2 separate regions of the Homo sapiens genome follow, and region 2 is linked to region 1. The links are chromatin loops, found by intact Hi-C in ENCODE. Cell type or tissue: psoas muscle. All regions are shown on one strand. Each heading gives the region's core, and the rest is flanking DNA. Links, peaks and the distances in the headings are about the cores only. Region 1 overlaps TMEM127 (transmembrane protein 127). Region 2 overlaps GPAT2 (glycerol-3-phosphate acyltransferase 2, mitochondrial).

Region 1 (2,901 bases), core at 244-2,743:
AGTATCCTGTGTGACTGTGCTGATCCTCAGGGCCTAACAGATATCCTGACCTGAGAGCCTGGAGTATTCCACATCTCAAGAGGGAGCAGAGCTGTCAAGCACAGATGTGGTGCATATAGAGTTTTTTTTTTTTTTTTTTTAAATGAGACAGACTCTTGCTCTGTCACCCAGGCTGGAGTGCAGCGGCGCCATCTCAGCTCACTGCAACCTCCGCCTCCCGGGTTCAAGCAATTCTCCTGTCTCAGCCTCACGAGTAGTTGGAATTACAGGTGCTCCACCATGCCCAGCTAATTTTTGTACTTTTCGTAGAGATGAGGTTTCACCTTGTTGACCAGGCTGATCTCAAACTCCTGACCTCAGGTGATCCACCCACCTTGGCTTCCTAAAGTGCTGAGATTACAGGCATGAGCCACCGCTCCTGGCCACATGTAGATACTTCCAGAGGGAGAACAGACCCTGCCAGGTCTCTGCCGGTGATGGGAGTTGGGCAGCCAGCAGGCCCTGGAGCAGCCTTACCATTTCTCAGCCCCTGCCTGAGTGCCACATTTTGACATTATGCTAAGCACACCCCATGCCTGCTTTTTTCCTCCTAAACAGCATCTTTATTTGGTAGGTACTGTTTCAGCCCCACTTCAAAAGGTCCCAGCTCAGGGAAGCTAGGTAGTTTGCTCAGCTAATCTGAGTGGACATTGACTCCAAAGTCCATACTCTTACTGCAACACCTTAGTGAGCTCCGAGTTTATTTCCCATCAAAGCTGCCTGAGGCTTATCACTTTCCTATTCTAGTTGAGTTTTATCATAAGCCCAGCCAAAGCTGTGCTTTTTGTCATAACTTCATCGCCTCAGTGTTGAGGCTTTAGTTGGTGATCCCAGGGCAAAGCCACTCTCCCATTGTCATTCACAAAGCTTCAGAGGCTTTAGCCAATGAAAGCTGGCTCCAAAGAACCCATCCTGGGCTGGGTGTGGTGGTTCACTCCTGTAATCTCAGCACTTTGGGAGGCTGAAGCAGGAGGCCAGCAGGATCACTTGAGTCCAGGAGTTCAAGGCTGCAGTGAACTATCGTCGTGCCTCTGCACTCCAGCCTGGGTGACAGAGTGAGACCCTTCCTTTAAAAAAAAAAAAAAAAGACCTCATCCTGGGTTTTCTCCACTGCCCCTGCAAGCGGTGCCTGCTTCTCACACAGCTCTCAACCTGGCCCTGGGTGGAGATAGACTCACACCTCTAGACCCCAGAAAGAGGGGCCGCAGATAGTCATTTCTTCTGAGCCTTTCTGCCTCTCAAGTGTGGCCACCAAAGGGCACTGGCAACAGCCCCAGGAAGCATCTTTGGAGAATGAGGAAGTTGGGGAGTAGAAGTCAGGTGAATCACAATTGACAGCAGCCACTGGAAGATCAAGGGCCTTCCAGGGAGAGCCTGTGTGCCTGATAGGTGGTGACTGGGGCAGCTGACACTGCCAGGCCCTGCGGGGCCTGTTGGTGTCTGTGGGATAACCTGGCTGGGCACTAGAGGGCTCTGTTAAGAGGCCTGTGTCGCAGGCCTGTCTGGAAGCTAAAAAGGTCACAGTGAGGAGACGCTGAGCAGGTTGCACAGATGCATAAAGAGGGATTGGGGCATTGGGGAAGTGTCTCTAATTCAGAGGGACTCCAGCAAGAAGGGAGGCGGGGTGGGACAGAAGTCCTTTTAAGCCTTTCTGCCTGCAGACTGTTTGGGTCAGGAGTGGTTAGAGCAATGGGCAGATAGACAGGAAGAGGCAGGACCTTCAAAACAAATCTAGCCTGGTGACTCACCAGTGACCTTGAGCAAAGTCAGTTCCATGGGATCCTATTACAGCTGCCTACTTCCCTGATGACTAGAGGGCACCGCCAAGCAGTGTTTACCAAAATCAACAGGCCAGAGCACAGCTGGAAGGTAGGAGGTGTTCTGTGTCTAGCCAGGGCATCGTGGACTGCACCACTGGCTTGAATTTCAAGTTAGGGTCCTGCGTTGCATGCCATTTCTCTCTCGAATAAAATCCTACATACATAACCTTCAGGGGTTTTCTTTAGCAATCCCCTCATGGGAGCAGGTGCTTGTTGCCTTCCCTGCTGTACCGACGTCTAGGAAGGGAGGAGAGAAAGACATTGAGATACTGACTCCAGAAGAGTCTCTGAGCTGGGCTCCAAGCCTGTCTAGGATAACTGCCTGTTCTTCCGGTGTGCTCTGAGACCCTCTGAGGAAAACCCACCTGTTACATGGGGCAGGCCCCTGGGGTATCTGTTAACGTTACCCAAAGGGAATTTCATATTTGGTTTTCTCACTAACCCTGAGGGTTTACTCACAGCTTTGGAGTGGGGAAAGGCAGTTATATTGAAACAAAACCTATTGGAGTTTTAGGTCAAAAGTCTCTTCTCTCTATCATATTGTCATACTTGTAGGGTAGGCCCTTAGTCTGGCTTTAGTAGGCCTTGGTCCACACGGGCTGACGTGTGGTCAAGGAAGTCTTGGTAGAAGAAGGAAAGGCATGCTGAGGTGACACACTGGCCCAGCTGAAACAGCCTCTGGTTAATAACAGCACAGGTGGCTGCTCTTTCATGGGCACGGTGTCAGCTGACCCAGCATGCCCTGGTGGTGGGTGGGGCAGATGTTATTGTTTTCATTTGATAGATGAGAGAACAGAGGTCCAGCGCACTCAAGGGACTTGCTCAAAGTAACACAGTCTCTGCTAGAGCTAGGATTCGGCGCCAGGTCCCAAGCCTTTCCGGTGTCCTGACCACTTCCTAGAGCAGGCTCTGATGGTTGCAATGCTGCAGGAGCTTAGACACCATGCCTGGCAGGTTTTGCCCAATAATTCCCCATGTGAGGACTTAATGACCCAAACCTTTTTTGCTTCTTAGAGAGATTTCATTGCTTCAAGCTGTTCCT
Region 2 (2,871 bases), core at 1-2,500, 240 kb after region 1:
CTGCTGCTGATGCACCTGCTGCCGCAAGACCTGCTGCTGCTAAAGGTCAGGCCTCCCCTACGGCCCACTTGGTCCTAGGCCTTCCCCTCTTGGTGGTAGGAATGGCCCATCCCTGCCCATGCTCTACCTCTGAAACCTCCTGGGTAGTAGGTGTGGCCTTGCCCGGTCTTTGGCTAGGCCCCTGCCCATGTGCCTGGCTCTCCTGAGGCCACATGGGTGCCTTTTTCTCCCAGCCCTGCCAGTCTTCCTACTGCTACTGTCAGGAGGTGCTGGACCGGCTCATCCAATGCGGGCTCCTGGTTGCTGAGGAGGTAGGCAGGGCAGTTGGAGACAAGATCCTTGCCTGGAGCCTGGCCTCCTCCAGCCTCCCACCCTGAGTGCCAGCTGCCCCAGGCTCCTCCTCTGCCCCGTGTGTGCTGTGGGGGTGGGCAGCCCCTGGCCTTGCAGCGGGGAAGCCTAGCTCGCACCTCTGCTCCCTGTGCCTTGGGATATAGCCACCTATGCCCCGGTTCTGTGTGTCTCTCTGGATAGCACTGGACATGTGTGCCTCTGAGGTTCTCTGCACACCTCCTGCTCCCCACATTTCTTGGCCACAGGGCTACTGCCCTTGAGGGTGGGAATTCACTTCCTCTCACTCTGCAAGTTGGCCCAGCAGGTGCTGGGGCATGGCTCTGGCCATCCTCTTGGGTCTCTAGGTCTGCTTTTACTGGTTTCACCTGCATGTACCTGGTCTGGGGGTGTAGGGTTGATCCCTGGCCAGCTTGTCAGAGAACAATGGCTCCACGGCCCCTAGACCCCAGGCTCCCGGCCAGCCTGTGACACAGGGCGACAGCGATTGAGCAGAAAGCTGCTGTGGAAACCGAGTGGGGACTTTACTGATAGTGACAGTGATGACTTCGGAGAGGCTGACGGCCGGTACTTCAGGGTGTGTTTCAAAAAGCTGCCCCTGGAGGGAGGTGGTAGGGAGGCGGTGGGGAGCTGCACTCACCCCGGCCTGTCCCCTCCAGCTCAGCCAGCAGTCACACTGCCCAGATTTCTTTCTTTTCCTCTGCCGCCTGCTCAGCCCGCTGCTCAAGGCCTTTGCACAGGCTGCCGCCTTCCTCCGCCAGGGCCAGCTGCCCGATACTGGTGAGGCCCTTGTTCCCTTGCAGTCCTCGAGGCAGGCTGTGTCTGTGCTGGGTGCCAGGTCTAGGTCTTCTCTCTTCTGCAGAGTTGGGCTACACAGAGCAGCTGTTCCAGTTCCTGCAGGCCACCGCCCAGGAAGAAGGGATCTTCGGTGAGTCCCAACCAGTCAGCCCAGGCTCCTGCAGGCAGTGGTGTTTGCTGGTGGCTGCTGCCCCCTGCAGGACAGTGACAACCCAACTCTAGGAAGGCAGGCTGCAGAGTACAGTCTTCTGTCCAGTCAGAGCTCTATCCCTCCCTGGGCTTCTTTAAACAAGAGGAGAGAAGCCTGTGCCCAGTGGCTCTCTGTTCTCCCTACCTAGAGCCTTCACTTCTCTCTTCTTTCCAGAGTGTGCGGACCCAAAGCTCGCCATCAGTGCTGTCTGGACCTTCAGAGACCTAGGGGTGAGAGGAGCCACTGTCACCATCTTCTGTCCCCCTGCTCCCACCCCAATAGAGTAGCTCAGGGAAACCCAGCTATGTCCCCATCACTCCACAGGGCTGGCCTGATGGTGCCTCATTAAGACCCTGGGATTTACTTGGTGTCTTCCAGCAACAGATTTGGTGATGGGTTGGAGAAGGTGGGATGGTTTCCTGCCTCTTGGTCTCCCAAATCACTGGCTCATCTTTCTAGGTGGGGTATTGGGACTGCTTTGCGGCAGCATTTGCACGCAAACATTGAGGTCTAAGGGGCCAGAGGTCTCAAGGCAGGTTTCTGGGGGACAGGCCTGGCCCCTGGGCCATGTGTACACAGTCCCTGTGGTGAGCGCACTCACGGCTTATCTTCCATGGCCCAGGTTCTGCAGCAGACGCCGAGCCCTGCAGGCCCCAGGCTCCACCTGTCCCCTACTTTTGCCAGCCTGGACAATCAGGAAAAACTAGAACAGTTCATCCGGCAGTTCATTTGTAGCTAGAACTGTGAGGAGGAGCCTGTGCTGAGACTTCTCAGCCCCAGAACACAGCTGTGTCCTAGAGCCAGAAGATGGAGAGGAGGCTGCAAACCCTTAGCTGCTCTATAAATATAATCATTGAGGCTTGATTGTCCCTTGCCATCTCTTGCTTTTTCCCTTCTTTGATGTGATAAACAAGGGGACGAGACGAGTTGTCTTTTCCCCAGCCCAGCAGCATCTTTTTGGTGTATGTGTGTGTATTTGCTCTCTTCTTCCCCAGTCCCACAAAATGCCCTAACTTGTCCCATGAAACAAAGCCCAAACGAAGACAAACAGCAGAAGCCAAGCTGCTGCTTTGACCCGACGAATTTATTGAAGAGAGCTCTGTCCTTCTCCCTTCTACCGAGAAGAGGCGGCTTGCAGGGCTGGCACCTGTCCACACCTGTCACTGGGCCTTTCCCTGGGCTAGGCTGAGTGGGAGCAGATGCCCTCATCCTATGTGCAGGGCCTGTGCAGGAGCCATCACACCACCTTGTTGATGATGACACCTAGTTCTTCAATCTCACACTGGACTTCATCCCCCTTCTGCAACAGAGCAGGCCATGAGAGTGTCAGCCCTTCCGTCAGACACACGTACACAAGCCTGTACTTCTCAAGTCTGAGCCAAGCCTGCCAGCCCTTTGGGGCCCTTGCTCTCTTTGCTTTTCACTAACCTACCTTGAGAAAGACAGGAGGTTTCCTGAATACACCGACACCTGGGTGGAGGTGGGGGGGTCCCAGTCAGGATGACATCCCCTGGGTAAAAGGTAACAAACCTGGA

The links. A loop is a pair of places that touch in the nucleus more often than their neighbours do. Peaks named below come from ENCODE experiments on the same cell type or tissue, not always from the same donor. Only the 100,000 strongest peaks of a DNase experiment are listed, where the experiment ranks them.
Region 2: it touches region 1 in a loop (3-fold over the local background); 10 of 110 quality-filtered maps call a loop at or near these places.

The regions. Positions count from the first base shown.
Region 1 is chr2:96,259,502-96,262,402 of GRCh38, reverse strand. The region is part of intron 2 of TMEM127 (transmembrane protein 127); the gene reads left to right. Among named protein-coding and RNA genes, the nearest start is that of TMEM127, 5.0 kb to the left of the region's middle. RefSeq lists enhancers at 1,214-1,463, 937-1,868, 1,869-2,802, 1,051-2,901. In psoas muscle, for the core only: a CTCF peak has its summit at 1,499 (motif pointing right); DNase peaks (open chromatin) are centred at 1,482, 1,852 and 2,562; H3K4me3 peaks cover 2,217 bases; H3K27ac peaks cover 2,500 bases.
Region 2 is chr2:96,021,363-96,024,233 of GRCh38, reverse strand. It overlaps GPAT2 (glycerol-3-phosphate acyltransferase 2, mitochondrial), which reads left to right. Exons shown (of 22, transcript NM_001321527.2): 16 at 1-45; 17 at 234-311; 18 at 794-925; 19 at 1,008-1,128; 20 at 1,211-1,276; 21 at 1,511-1,566; 22 at 1,959-2,288. The coding sequence ends at 2,075. It also overlaps the pseudogene FAHD2CP. Among named protein-coding and RNA genes, the nearest start is that of GPAT2, 12 kb to the left of the region's middle. In psoas muscle, for the core only: a CTCF peak has its summit at 1,337 (motif pointing left); a DNase peak (open chromatin) is centred at 1,313.